Linked DNA regions of Homo sapiens: region 1 is linked to region 2. A link is a loop called in an ENCODE intact Hi-C map of the cell type or tissue named here. Cell type or tissue: A673. All regions are shown on one strand.

Region 1 (8,000 bases), 950 kb after region 2:
GTGTTTCAAATTGTTTACTGAAGGAGTTAATTTTATGTTGAACACCAATAACATTCGGGGAAAAAATAACCTCGAAAACTATTTATATAGCAACCATTAATAAAAATAGCAGTATCATCAGGTGATGTTTTATAAAGCTATAATTAGCTGGTGAGCACATTTATGGAACAGCTGTGATGTAGCAGACCCTGTTAAAATCTGAGATAGGTACAAAATATATAGATGACAGACGTTTTCTTGAAGAAATGTTCCATCTACATGGAGCCCAGCGCATGACAGATAACACTGTAATTTGGTAAGAAAAGGTAAGAAATAGTCTGAAATCAAATTGAGAATGCAAATAGAATGTAAATGCTGAGATTCTATCCAAAGAGGTGTGAACCAACCCAGAAAGCGTTAAGCACATATGGCTACATACTTAGAGTAGCGTGGTTAGGAGGGAGATGAGACTGACAAAACCATTGTACGGCGTAGGGAAAATAGCAAGGATCTCAAGCCTGAAGAAATCTTAAACGACAACAGGAATTTCAGATAGAGATAGGAATAAGCAACTTTTTGGTAAAATCCTTCTGACTAATTCTTCTTTAATCATTGCCTGTGGCAATGAACGAGAAAGATGTTGTCAGTTTAAAGTACCCAGACTGGACACTTAGAGCAAAGATAAGGGTAATGACATTAAGCGTTCATGTTTTCAGGAGATTCCAGAAAAACCTAAATTGCTTGTGATATCTTGGGCTCATATTCATACTTTGGGTTCCACTTCAGAAATTCTAACCGTTATGGAAGAGTAATATCAATTCTACAGATCTTCTGTGATGAATCCCAGAGCAGCCACTTCTCACCTAGTTGGTTTTGCCAAATACTTGTAAATAGTTATACCTGAACCTGAGTCATACAGGAAAGGAAAAGGCTGAAAGTTACTTACATAAATAAATCCTTGATCTCAGCTTCTTTTATTTTACCTTGTTGATTTCACTTAAAGGTGCATTTAAAGGCTTTTGGCAGCAGCCATAAGGGAGAAGCTGGTATTAAATGAATCATTCCACTTAAAAATAAATTATAAGGCTGGGTGCGGTGGCTCATGCCTGTAATCCCAGCACTTTGGGAGGTTGAGGCGGGTGGATCACGAGGTCAGGAGTTCAAGACCAGCCTGGCCAAGATGGTGAAACCCCATCTCTACTAAAAATTCAAAAATTAGCCCAGCATGGTGGCGTGCGCCTGTAATCCCAGATATTCAGGAGGCTGAGGCAGAGAATTGCTTGAACCCAGGAGGCAGAGGTTGCAGAGACCCGATATCGTTATCACTGCACTCCAGCCTGGGCGACAGAGTGAGACTCTGTCTCAAAAATAAATAAATAAATAAATAATAAAACCTGGACAAAATATTTTAAATAACTATTTGTAAGCTTTGGAGGGGAATGAATGAAGGCAGGATGTTAAGAGCTTTGATGTACAAAGGAAGAAAGGTAGAGCTGTGTGAGTTACCAAAAACATACAACCTACCACAATTGAATCTTAAGAAAATTGAACAGACCTATAACAAGTAGACAGATTGAATCAGTAATAAAAGAAAACCTCTCAACAAAGAAAAGCCCAGGATCTGATGGCTTCATTGGTAAATCCTACCAAATATTTTAAGAAGAATTAATACCAATTCTTCTCAAACTCTCCCAAAATATTGAAGATAAGGGAACATTCCAAACTCATTCTACAAGACCAACATTACCCTGACACCAAACCAGACAATACAAGAACACAAAATTATAGGCCAATATCCCCAATGAGCACAGATGTAAAAGTCCTAAACAAAATACTAGCAAGCGAAATTTAATAGGACATTAAAAGAATCATATATGCAATCAAGTAAAATGTATTCCTGGGATATAAGGATGGTATAATATACACAAATCAGTAAATGTGATACATCACATTAAGAGAATGAAGGACAAAAAACATATGATCACCTCAATAAATGCAGAAATAGTGCTTGATGAAATTTCATGATAAAAATTCTCAACAAATCAGATATCGAAAGAATAAATGTACCTCAACTTAATAAAGTCCATATATGACAAGCCCACAGCTAACGTCATAGTCAATAGTGAAAAGCTAAAAACCTTTTTCTGTAAGATCAAGAACAAGACAAGGATGCCTATTCACATGACTTCTATTCAACATAGTACTGGAGGTTTTAGGCAGAGTAATTGGGTAAAAAAAATAAATGAAAGACATCCAAGTTGGAAAAGAAGAAGTAAAATTGCCTCTATTTGCAGATGACATGATCTTATATAGAGAAAACCCTAAAGATTTCATCCAAAAAATTGTTAAATCTAATAAATTCAGTAAAGTTGCAGGATACAAAATCAACATACAAAAACCCCAGTAGTATTTCTATATACTGACAATGAACTACACATAAAAAATTAAGAAAATCCAATGTCCAATAACATCAAAAAGAATAAAATATTTAAGAATACATTTAAATAAGAAATTAAAAATCTATACACTGAAAATTGATGAAATTGAAGAAGGCACAAATAAATGGAAAGATATCCCATGCTCATAGATTGAAATAATTAATATTGTTACAATGTAAGTGCTACCTAAAGCAATCTACAGAGTCAATGCAATCCCTAACAAAATCTAATGTCATTTTTCCAGAAATAGAAAAAAAAAACTCTAAAATTTATGTGGAACCACAAAAGACCCCAAATAGCCAACAAAGCTGAAGGCATCACATTACCTAATTTCAAAATATTCTAAAAAGCTATAATAATCAAAACATTTAGACCAATAAAACAGAATAGAGAGTCCAGAAATAAAGCCACATATTTACAGTCAATTATTCTTTAACAAAGCTGTCAAGAACATACAATGAGTAAAGGACAGTCTCTTTAACACATAGGTCTGGGATAAGTGGATATCTACATGCCAAAAGAATGAAACTGGGCCTTATCTCATATAATATACAAAAATTAACTCAAATGGATTAAAGATTTAAATGTAATACTAGAAACTTAAAACTACTAGAAGTAAACACAGGGAAAAAAAGCTTCTCGTCATTAGGCTAGGCAATAATTTTTTGGATATGACCCCAAAAGCACAAGCAACATGAAAAAATAGACCAATGTGATTGCGTCAAGGTAAAAATCTCACACATAGCAAAGGAAACAACCAAAAGAGTGAAGAGAAAACCTACAGGATAGAAGAAAATACTTTCAAACCACACTCTGGTTTATAAATATTTAAACAGTTAATATCCAAAATACGTAAAGAACTCAAATGACTCAATAGCAAGAAAACAAATAACCCAATTTTAAAAATGGGCAAGGGACCTTAATAGATATCTCCAAAAGAAGCTATAGAAATGGCCAATAGACATATGAAAAAAATGATTAACATTACTAATCATCAGAGAAATGCAATTAAAACCACAATGAGATATCACCTCATGCCTGTTAAAATGGCTATAATCAAAAAGACAAAAGATAGCAAGCATTGGCAAGGAGATGGATGAAAAGGAATTCGTTCATACTGTTTTTGGGAATGTAAATTGGAAAACAGTATGGAAGTTCCTCAAAAAATTAAAATTGAATGACTATATGATCCATCAGTTCCACATCTGGGCATATATCCAAAGGAAATGAACACAGTATGTTGAAGAAATATCTGCACTCCCATGCACTCCCATGTTCACTGCAGCATTATTTACAATAGCCAAGATGTGGAATCAACTTCTGTCCATCAACAGATGAACAGATAAAGAATATGTGATACACACACACACACACACACACACACACACACACAGGAATATTATGCAGCCTTAAAAAAGAAGGAAATCTTGTCATTTATGAAAACATGGATGAAACTGGAGGATACGATGCTAAGTGAAATAAACCAGGTGCAAAAAGACAAATAGTGCATGATCTCACTTACATGTGAAATCTAAAAAATCAAACTCACAGAAGCAGAGAGTAGAATGATAATTACCAGGAGCTGGGGAGAGCAGTTGGGAAATGTGAAGATGTTGGTCAAGGGTACAAAGTTTTGTTTAGACAGGATGACTAAGTTCTGGAAATTTATTGTACAACATTGTGATTATAGTTAATAGTTACATATTGTATATTTGGAAATTGCCGAGAGTGTAGATCTTAAATGTACTTCACCAAAAAAAAGATAACTATGTAAATTGATGGATATATTAATTAGCTTGATTGTGTATTCATTTCACAGTGTATACATATATCAAAACATCACATTGAGCACTAAATACATACGACTTTATGTGTCAATTATGCCTCAATAAGAAAAAAAAGAAATTAAAAACTGCATTCAGCTGTAATACTTCTAGTAGAAATATTGACACTGTTACCTTGAAAATAGAGCAAATAAGAAATGTCAGTAGGAAGTAATATTCTCAGCATGAGAAAAACAGATACAAATATAAAATCAAAATTAGTTGTCTTTTAAATTTTAAAACCCTGTCATCTTTAATGTAAATGAGATATCAGCATGAAATCATTATTTATTTTGTTCTTTCTAAAATACAGATATTCCCTAGTTCCATTCACTAAAAAGGTCTAAAACATCAAATCCAATAAAATTGTAATGTAAGCAACAGGTATAATTATAGATGTTCTAATAGTTACATTTTTAAAAGGTAAAAGAAACTGGTAAAATTCATTTTAATAATATATTTTATTTAATCCAGAATATTCAACATCTTATCATTCTAACATGGAATCAATTTTTAAATGTTAATGAGATATCTTACATTCTTTTTATACCAAGTTTTCAAAATTAAATGTATATTTTTAGACTAACAGAACATTTTAATTTGGATTAGCCACATTTCAAGTGTTCAGTAGCCACATGTGGGTAGAGACTGCTGTACTGAACTTTCAAGGCCAATCCAAGTCTAGATATAAAGAAAACCAAGTAGCTACGAGTACCCCTGGTGACTAAATTGGGGATAACAGAGCAGTGGGAAGGACAAGGGAGAATGAAAATATTCATTTCAGATATTAGTGGTATCATGGTTGGTTTTTTTCCTAATCTTTATCTATTAAAAACACATACTGCATATTTTAGGTTAAATGATACAACGTTTGGCATTAGCATTAAAATATTTAATCAAAAAAGTACAGGAGATAAATGAAACACTCTTTGGAAAATGATAATTGCCAAACCAAGAGATTGGTATGTAAAAATATTTTATGCTCTCTACTTATGCATGCTTGAACATTTTCATATTAAATTTCTTAAAAATGAAATAAAGTAAAAGCGCTTTAAAATATAAAGAGATAAATAGACAATTCAGTTAACCAGTTCCTGATGATCAAATTTTTATGTCACCACTATTAATATTGAATTCTCTTTAAAAAGGGCCATATTGATTATTTTATTATTACATTTTATTAAACTACTTAAAAGTTTTAAAAGTTAATACTGTCCTAACCACAGAATGTTAAAGATTAAATTATGAGTCAAAGACTCAAGTTAATTGTTAGAATAGAAACTTATTAGAAAGCTTACAGAATCTGCAAATCTTTTATTTCCTGGAAAGTGAAACAGCTGTTGAAATGAATCTTATATTAGGTAGGAAATAAAGGAGGGAGAGAAGGAAGGAAGGAAGGAAGGAAAGAAGGAAAGAAGGAAGGAAGGAAAGGAGGGAGGGAGGGAGGGAGGAAGGAAGGAGAGAAGGAAAGGAGGGGGGAAGGAGAAGGGAAGGAGAAGAGACTTCAGAATGTCACACCATTGTCTGGATTTTAACAATGGATCTCAAAATATTGAGATTGCCAAGGTTTTTTAAAAGTTTTTAAACCAAGATAAACTGAGAACGTTGAAGTAATGTCATAACTTCTCTTTATTAAAAATCAATTCTATCCTCAACTGAATAAAGTACATCATACTTAATGGTGAAAGACTGGAAGCTTTCCCAGTATAATCATAAAGAAAACAAAGATGTCCGTTCTCACCACTTCTATTCAACATTCTACTGGAGGTTCTAGTCAGGGCAATAGGCAAGAAAATTAAATAAAAGGCATCCAGATTGGAAAGGAAGAAGTAAGCTTTCTTTACTCAAAGATGACATACATTTTTAGGAAAATCCTAAGGACTCAATTTAAAAACTATTAGAACAAATAAGTTCCACAAGGTTGCAGGGCACAAGATCAATATACAAAACTCGATAGTGTTTCTGTATACTTGAAATGAACAATCCAAAAATAAAATTAAAAAACAATTCCAGGCTGGGCACAATGGCTCATGCCTGTAATCCCAGCACTTTCGAAGGCCAAGGCAGGTGGATCACCTGAGGTCAGGAGTTCGAGACCAGCCTGGCCAACATGGCAAAACGCCATCTCTACTAAAAAATACAAAAGTTAACTGGGCATTGTGGCACATACCTGTAGTTCCAGCTACTTGGAAGGCTGAGGCAAGAGAATCGCTTGAACCCAGGAGGGGGAGGTTGCAGCGGGCTGAGATCAGGCCACTGCACTGCAGCCTGGGTGATGGAGTGAGACTCCAACTCAAAAAAAAAAAAAAAATAAAAAAAATTCATTTACAATAGCTTCAAGAAGGATAAATTACATTTAACAAAAGAAGTGCAAAACGTATACTCTGAAAACTACAAAACACGTTAAAAGAAGTTTTAAATGATTTAAATAAATGGAAAAACATATGTGTCTATGGATAGGAAAACTAGATATTGTTAAATGGCAATAATTCCCAAACTAATCTATAGATTCACACAATCCCTTATGAATTCCCAAATGTCGTTTTTTGCAAACAATGGCAAGCGGATGCTGAAATTCACATGGAAATGCAAGAGATCCAAAATAACCAAAATAACCTTGAATAAAGTTAGACTCACACTTTCTAATTGTAATACATACTACAAGCAATAGTAATCAAGACAGTGTCGTACTGGCAAAGGATAGACACAGATCACTAGAATGCAATTAGAGTATAGCAATAAAGCCATGTACCTATGGTCAACTGATTTTCAACAAGGGTCCAAGACAGTTCAATAGTGGAAAGAATAATGTTTTCAACAAATGGTGCTGGAACAACTGAATATCCACATGCAAAAGAGTGAATTTAAACCCCTACTTCACATCATATACAAAAATTAACTCAACTGGCTCAAATACCTAAATGTTAGAGTTAAAACTATAAAACTCATACATGAAAACATAAGCATAAATCTTTGTGACTTTGTGATCTCAGATATAATACCAAAAACAAAAACAATGAAAGAAAAAATAGGTAAGCTGGACTACGTCAGAATTAAAAACTTTCGTACTTCAAAAGATATTATCAAGAAAGTGGAAACACAACTCACAGAACTGAAGAAAATATTTTGAAATAGTGTATCTGCTAATGTACCAGTATCCAAAATATATAACCCAACTAAGAAATACCAAATCTGAAAAAACATTTCCTCGAAGAAGAAACACAAATGGCCAGTAAACACACGAAAAGGGGTTCAACATCATTAGTTACTACAGAAATGCAAATCAAAAAAAGAACGTGTGTGCAAGCATCTTTTTCGTATAATGACTTCTTTTCCTCTGAATAGATACCCAGTAGTGAAATTGCTGGATCAAATGGTAGTTCTATTTTTTTGTTTGTTTGTTTGAGATGCAGTTTCACTCTTCTTGCCAAAGCTGGAGTGAAACGACATGGTCTCAGCTCACTGCAGCCTCCGCCTCCCAGGTTCAAGCAATTCTCCTGCCTCAGCCTCCCGAGTAGCTGGGATTACAGGTGTGCGCCACCAAGCCAGGCTGATTTTTTGTATTTTTAGTAGAAACGAGGTTTCACCATATTAGCCAGGCTGGTCTTGAACTCCTGACCTCAAGTAATCCACCCACCTCGGCCTCCCAAAATCCTGGGATTACAGGCGTGAGCCACTATGCCCAGCCAGTAGTTCCACTTTTAAAACTACAAATCAGGTTCGGTATTTGAGCAAATACTGCTCCAGTGATGAGTATACC
Region 2 (8,000 bases):
CCAGAGTACATCTAGAGCAGTTTCTCCCACTGCTGAATGTAGTTTGTTTTCCTCTATCAGTTTGCCTAACTAATATCAGCAGTTAAAATGACCCATTTGCTACTTCTTGGGTTTTGCTCTTTACCAGTTTGTGTATCTTATGTTTCTGATTCACAAATTCACATGAAACAGACCTCCTAAGAGGCATGTGGTAGGAAATAATATGGAGATGATTCTACAGACTGCTCCACACTGACAACTAGAGCAGGTTCCAGGAGTCACTTAACCATTAGTTACTATGAAGTCATTGAAACCTCAGAAAATTGAGTTTATTCTGATTATCTGATTATAGGTAGTTGGCAGTAAGGGGTATTATGGAAATACAAGAATATACAGGCATGCACAATTTGTTGAGTATTTATATGTATCAGATATTGCTCTGCTTTATATATTTTAAAATAATTATCTGCTTACTTCCATTGAAATGATAATGGAATATTCATTACAGTGCACCCTTATACTTTCAAAGTGTTCTCCTGTGTGAAGTAGATATTATTACCATTCTTTTATAAGCAAAAATACAGGCACAGAGAAGTCAAGTAATTCATCTAAGGTGCTACATAATTACTAAAAGATAAATCCAGAATTGGATCCTAGGCAGTCAAGTTCAAGTCATGTCTTAACGACCACACTTATCAGCTATCCCATTTAATTTGGGAAATCCAATTATGGAGGCATCAGCACCTTCCCCAATATCAGCAATTGAGGCAAAAACTTACATATGATACCTGATGGCATTTTTCTTTCTAACCAGTTCATATTATGTTTTGCACTGCTCCTTTTACATGCTCTTCCTCCTCTTTCAAGTCCTTAGAAAGGATTTAATGTATTTAGAAGAAATGACACAAACAAATGAAAAAACATTCCATGCTCTTGAATAAGAAATCTCAATATCATTAAAATGGCCTTACTGCCCAAAGCAATTTACAGATTCAATGCTATTCCCATTAAACTACCATTGACATTCTTCACAGAACTAGAGAAAACTATTTTAAAATTTATATGGTACCAAAAAGGAGCCCATATAGTCAATGCAATCCTAAGCAAAAAGAACAAAGCTGGAGGCATCATGCTACCCAACTTCAAACTATACTGCAGGGCTACAGTAACCAAAACAGCATGGTACTGGTACAAAAACAGACACATTGACCAATGAAACAGAATAGAGAACCCAGAAATAAGGCCACACACCTACAACCATCTGATCTTCAACAAACCTGACAGAAAAAAGTAATGGGGAAAGGATTCCCTATTCAATAAATAGTGCTGGGAGAACTGGCTGGCCATATGCAAAAAGTTGAAGCTGGACCCCTTCCTTATATCATATACAAAAGTTAACTTAAGATGGGTTAAAGACTTAAAACTATGAAAACCCTGGAAGGCGACCTAGACAATACCCTTCAGGGCATAGGCACAAATAAAGATTTTATGACAAAAGATGCCAAGAGCAAATGCTACAAAAGCAAAAGTTGACAAATGGAATCTAATTAAACTAAAGAGCTGCTGCACAGCAAAAGAAACTATCAACAGAGTAAACAACCTACAGAATGGGAGAAAAATTTTGCAAACTATACACCTGATAAAGGTCTAATATCCAGCATCTATAAGGAACTTAAATTTACAGGAAAAAACAACCCCATTAATAAGTGGGCAAAGGACACTTTGAAGAACAGACATTTCTCAAGACATACATGCAGCCAACAATCACCTGAAAAAAAAAACTCAACATCACTGATCATTAGAGAAATGCAAATCAAAACTACAATGAAATATAATTTTACAACAGTCAGGATGACTACTAAAAAGCCAAAAAAATAACAAATGCTGGTGAGGTTGTGGAGAAAAATACTTTTACACTTTTGGAGGGAGTGTAAATTGGTTCAACCATTGTGGAAGACAGGGTGGCAATTCCTCAAAGACCTAAAGATAGAAATACCATTTGACCCAGAAATCCCATTACTGGATATATACCCAAAGGAATATAAATCATTCGATTATAAAGACACATGTATGTGTATGTTTATTGCAGCATGATTCACAATAGGAAAGACATGGAATTAACCTAAATGCCCATCAATGATAGACTGGATAAAGAAAACATGGGACATATACACCATGGAATACTCTGCAGCCATAAAATGAGATCATGTTCTTTCCAGGAACATAGATGGAGCTGGAGGCCATCGTATTAGTCCATTCTCTTGCTGCTATAAAGAACTGCCCAAGACTGGGTAATTTATAAAGGAAGAGGTTTAATTGACTTACAGTTCCACATGGCTAGGGAGACCTCCCATGTGGGGAGGAAACTTACGATCATAGCAGAAGGGGAAGCAAACATGTTCTTCACATTGCAGTAGGAAGGAGAATGAGAGCTAAGCAAAGAAGGAAGCCCTTTATAAAACCATCAGATCTTGTGAGAATTTACTATCATGAGAATAGCATGGGGGAACCACCCACATGATTCAGTTACCTCCCACCGAGTCCCTCCCATGACACATGGGGATTATGGGAACTATAAGATGAGACTTGGGTGAGGACACAGCCAAACCGTATCAGCCATTATCCTTAGCAATCTAACACAGGAACAGGAAACCAAATACTGCATGTTCTCACTTATAAGTGGGAGCTAAATGATGAGAACACATGGACACAAAGAGGGGACGAACACACACTGGGGCCTGTCAGAGCATGAAGGGTGAGAGGAGGGAGAGGATCAGAAAAAATAATGGAGAGTATGCTTAATACCTGGGTGATGAAATAATCTGTACAACAAACCCCCATGACACATGGTTGCCTATGTTGACAAACCTGCACATCCTGCATATGTACCCCTGAATTTAAAAGTTAAAGGACTATAATGAGAAAAAAATCAATGTCCCTGTCCTAATCTGATACCACTGGGTCCCTGGATATGACAGAAACAAAGACAAAAGGCTAGGGATCATGAGGAAAGGGTGAAGATAACCCCTACTTCATAGATTTCTCTAGGACCAGCTCCTGTGTACCACATTCATCGATTTCTAATGAAAATGAAAGAAAAATTACTAGAACGTGCATCTTCCTTGGGTAGCTAATAATCATTTTGACACATCACAAGGTAAACTCTTTTTTTGGAAGATGCAAAGATATTTTAGACAATATCTCTGCCCTCAACTTCTCATTGCCCTGCTCTCTGTCCTCTCATGACATAGATTTAAATTCAGCACGGGCAGGAGTCTCATCTCAATCATCTTTTTATCTCCTTCCCTAGATTAGGGTGCAGAAGGTTCACAATAAATGCTTGTGAAATACATGCTTGATGGCCCCGTGGTTCAGCTCTGGTATGAGTAAGTTGGAGTCTGGGTTCCTGGAGATGTCCCAAAGCACCAAATGCCTCAAGCCCAGCTGCTGTCATCTTGTTAGCAAGGATGAATATGCAACAGCAGGTGGCAGCAAACCTTTGCATTTGCTCTTCTCTTGGTAGCAATAAGTGTCTCAGCCAAATTGTGTTATGGCTCACAGGTGTCCTGCTTTTTCCACTTGGTGCCTTTTGGATCTAGTTTGCTGAGAAATGCAGCTCCACGAACAATATCCTCAGCACCTCTTTCAGAATAAACTAGATTTCAGTAGAAGGAGTTCAATTTGAATTAAAGTGAGCCAACCTGCCTTGCCAGCTGTTGCCCTTGCAGACTCTGTGTGCCAGTAACGGCAGCCACCTGGGGAGATGCCCTTCCTGGGAAAGCGCTGCTGCTGCAGTTGTGCCCTTTGCCTCAGCAGTCCATTAAAAACTGTTTTGCAGAGAAGGCGACTGGGAGGTATGACAGGTTGATTATACATTGAGGTGGACTAGGATAGCCTATCTTATGTCTGATAGGCCAACACATTTAGCAATAGTGTCCCCTTACACTCTCAAAGTGTTCTTGCTTGGGTGGAGGCTAAGTTGTATGGTCATGAGTGGCTCATGTTTCCATCTGGGTCCTCAGCTGTGTAAGAAGGGAATTGAAAGGAATCTGAAGCAATTGCCTTGATGAGTATCTGAGATTTGAGAGGTGAGAGGTAGAAGGAGGAAGTGGGATTCATGGAGGAGAACTTTGGGGCTTGGGTAAACTCTTTTTCTTCCCTTGTCTTCTGAAGCTGGATGGCTTTGTGGCCAAGTTGCAAAGGAAGTGGTACATTTATCCAGTCCTCCAACAGGCTCCACAGACTTTCTTGTCCTTCTGAAGACATCCTAGGTATCATACTTCACATCTACAGGAATGTGCTTTCTAATGGGCAGCATTTGGCCACTAGGTAGCTTTTAGGCAAGGGCCCTGCTGAACCTAATTAGAACACACAGAAAATTCCCATGGTAAATTGACATTAGACAGTGAAGGTGGGCAGCAGTGTGTGTGTGGGTGGGGGTGGTCGGGGGCAGGGTCATAGGGATGAGGATCTAGTTTTGGCAGGAACTTGAGCTAGCTTCAGGACCCCAACAAAACCCAGTTGTACGTGGTGGGTGATGCTCTAAGAGGTGGTGTAGCATAGTGGGTAATATGGTCCACTTCGAAGGTAGAAAAGAGTAAGCTGGCTTCAGACTCTGCCATTTCTTCATTGCATGAACATGGGTAAACACTCAATTCCTCAGGGTCCTCATTTCTAAAATGGGTCTAGTAACGCCCACACTCACAGTACATACTCTACACATGGTAAATCATGAATAAATTGTTATAGATGATTTCATAGGAAAACTGAAATAATCTGTGGTTATTTTTCTGCATATGTAAAATTAAGGGTCTTTATACTTACTTATTTTAGTTTTTGATGAAGACACATTACAGTTATTTTCATAATTAATGTTAAAGAGAAATAGTTCTAAACCTAGGAATTAAAACTTGGACATTGGCCTTGGCTCTGGCATTAACTAATTATATCACCTTTTACAGGTTGCTTAACTTCTGCAGGCTTTACTCCTTTATGCAGGTGAGAAGTATAGGGCCTGATGCTTGCTTCTGTGCCTTTGACACTAACAGCCTTAGATTTCCCAAGATTTGCCTTTACACAGTGTAATGCAGTGCTCTATCCCCTACATTGGCTGGCTGGTTGAGTCTATTAGAGGCTGAGGTTTGAAAGGCTGGGGTCATAGGCTTGATTCCACAATGGCCTAGTTAGTTGTGTTTCAAGGTTGTTTCAAGTCATCTCTCTGACCTCAGCCATATGTTCTGTGAGCACAAAGAAGGACACTTTCACAAATATGGGGTATTCAACCATGCCATCATGACTACTACAAGGGGACAAAAAGATGAAGGGGTCACCTACGCTGAAGGTCAATCAAATTGCCCAGGTGTGAAAAGAACAGTATCATCTTCCAGGGATCCTTTACCATGGTGGTCACCTCCTGCTAATTACTGCCTGTTTTATAACAATTTGCTAAAATAAGTCATATGGAAATTTGATTAAATTTTAGGATCTTAAATTGCCTTAAAATAATTCTTTCATTAATGGCAAGGTACTTGTTGGAAGAAACAAAACACATCAGAAACAAGATTTATGACCACTTAAGAAATCTGTTAAAATTTTTTTTTTTAATGGACTCCAGCTCTTGGTGCTATTTGCATGCTATTGGAATGCAGAGATGGTGAATCAGAGCCTAAATCCGGGCTCCGAGCAGATCGAGGTGGGAGAGCTTTTAACTAGAATTAGAACCTTCTCTTCTAAGAGACTTTCTGCAGGCAGGAAGTCATTTGCCCAGGGTATTGGTTCTCCTGCTGTGGTGTTGGTGAGAGTCCTTTAGGGCTCTGCAAGAGGGACCTTAACTTGTGTAGTTAATGAGCCAAAGGCCTTCTGCCTGACAATGTTTTCTGAAGATCTATCTTCCTCTGAATGCAGCAGTTTTCCTCTCTTTAATAAGGATGATCTGATTTACAAAACAACAAAAAAACAGTAAATCAAGACCAAAAGGTAAGACACTCTGCCCTCAGGATTAATGAACCCAAAGGCTGGTGTCCATACAGATCCTTCTGATCCTAATATCCTACAGTAGAAGATAGAGCAGCCTCCATGTTTGGGACAATATTTTTATTATGTGTTAACATCAAATCTGTAGAAGCTCCAAGCTCTGAAAAGATTATACCCACTCCTTGTCATGTAATTTAAAATAATAGAAGAATTTTCTAAACCAAAAAGTTAAAAGTTAAACAAGATAAACAGTTATGACTTTCTGATTATTTTGATAATTTTTTTGTAATGCCACATATCAAATTACTTAAATAATTACTTTCATTATTGTCCTCTTCCCCTTTTGTGCCCCTGCATTGCTGGTACAGTGCTGGTGGTTGTTTTCACCTGTTCCTTGTGTGACAGCACTTCCCACCCCCAGAGAGGTATTTTTTCAAATGTGGTTCTGGGGGTCCCTTGAGTTAGATCATGTGCAGGGCATAGTAAATGAACATTCCAGGGGACCTCAGGTTCATTTCAGATCGAACTCATCAGAATCTCTGGAGTTGAAGTTAGCTGATTAATGAGCTCCCCAGGTGATGGATGTACAAAAATAAAGCTTATGAAGCACACTTAGAATGTTCTAGTGCAGATACTCTATGGCTCTTATAATCACTGAGGAGCATCTTCAAAAACAGGACCACTCATAGTTTCTGCTGATTCATATGTACTGGGAGAGACCTCTGGGATGTCTAGATGAGAAAAGCTCCATTGCAATTTTATTGAGAATCATACACTAGACCAGTAGAGTTCAACAAAAACATAATGTCAATCGCACCTATATTGTACAGTTTTCTGGTAAATACATTTAAAAAGTGAAGTGCAACAAGTAAAATTACTTTTTAAAATATTTTAACTTTAAACCAATATAACATCATTTCTCATATAATCAATATAAAATCATGGAGATGCATTACATTCTTTTTTCATATTAGGTCTTTGAAACTAGTGCGTAGTTTACAGTTGCAGCACATTTCAGGTTGAGGTAGCTGCGTTTCAAGTGCTCAGTAGCCACATGTGAGTGGTTACTGAATTGCATAGCGTATCCCTAGACAGTCTTTCACCTAATCTGGAAGTGCTGGAACTGGGGTGTTTCAAAAAAGCTATTTTATCTGTGATCTCAGTCACCTTTGATTCCTAAATATACTTACATAATTAAAAAAAACTTACAATCCTTTTCTTTTCCTTTTCCATTGCTCCCGTCTTAGTTTAGGCTGTGCTTACCCTACACCATCACTTCATTCTATGCAACCTGAGAACTTCCCCCTACCTCTACGTTGTCTTCAATTCATCTTGACTTATAAATTTTCCATTGTTCTTACAACATAATTTTCATCATAACACACTCTTCTGGACCTTAACATTTTTAGGCTATAAACACAGAATTGCAAGTTGGAAAGAAGTTTAACACTTGTTAATGTTAACTATTATTGATATAATCTACTTTTACAAAGTAGATTCACATATTGCATGTACTTTGTCCAATCACCCTCTGATGCAGTTACTATTATGCTCATTTTACAGATGATAGAAGGCTTATAATGACAACCCTAGGATAACAAAGGCAGTAAAGAACAGAGCTGGTCTTAAATTCAGGTGTTTGATGCCACATTCTAAGCTCCTCTGTTGCATTGCCTAATTCTGCATTCCACAACATAGAGCGGAAAACCTTTGATTGTTCATCCCTAACAGATCGGCTGTTGACAAACTTCTAGTAATGGAGGGTCACCACATTTAGAAGCGGCCAATTTCTTTGTTGAAAGCTGATTTTTAGAGAGCTATGTGTCATTCAAAGTTCCAACCTTGCAGCTGGATTCTCAACATCCTCCATAATCTGGCACTAATCTTCTTTATCAACATTCCCACTTCTCTCCAACCATAAGGTATATTCCACATTGTGATCCACATTCTGTCATTTCCCTGGCCATCCCATTCACATTGACTGTCTTCTTACTTCCTCTTAGTGCAGAATGGCATCCATCCTCCAAAGGCCAGCTGTGAGCCCTCCC

What was found. Hi-C counts contacts between places; a loop is a spot of excess contacts. Peaks named below come from ENCODE experiments on the same cell type or tissue, not always from the same donor. Only the 100,000 strongest peaks of a DNase experiment are listed, where the experiment ranks them.
Region 1: a loop joins it to region 2, with 10 times the contacts of the local background. A loop is called at or near these places in 10 of 110 quality-filtered maps.

What each region holds. Positions count from the first base shown.
Region 1 is chr14:63,130,049-63,138,048 of GRCh38, forward strand. The region is part of intron 2 of LOC105370531 (LINE-1 retrotransposable element ORF1 protein-like); the gene reads right to left. Among named protein-coding and RNA genes, the nearest start is that of RHOJ, 70 kb to the right of the region's middle. In A673, a CTCF peak has its summit at 4,971; a DNase peak (open chromatin) is centred at 4,943.
Region 2 is chr14:62,176,112-62,184,111 of GRCh38, forward strand. No RefSeq gene overlaps it. Among named protein-coding and RNA genes, the nearest start is that of LINC00644, 40 kb to the left of the region's middle. In A673, a CTCF peak has its summit at 3,471 (motif pointing right); DNase peaks (open chromatin) are centred at 3,470 and 5,710; H3K27ac peaks cover 481 bases.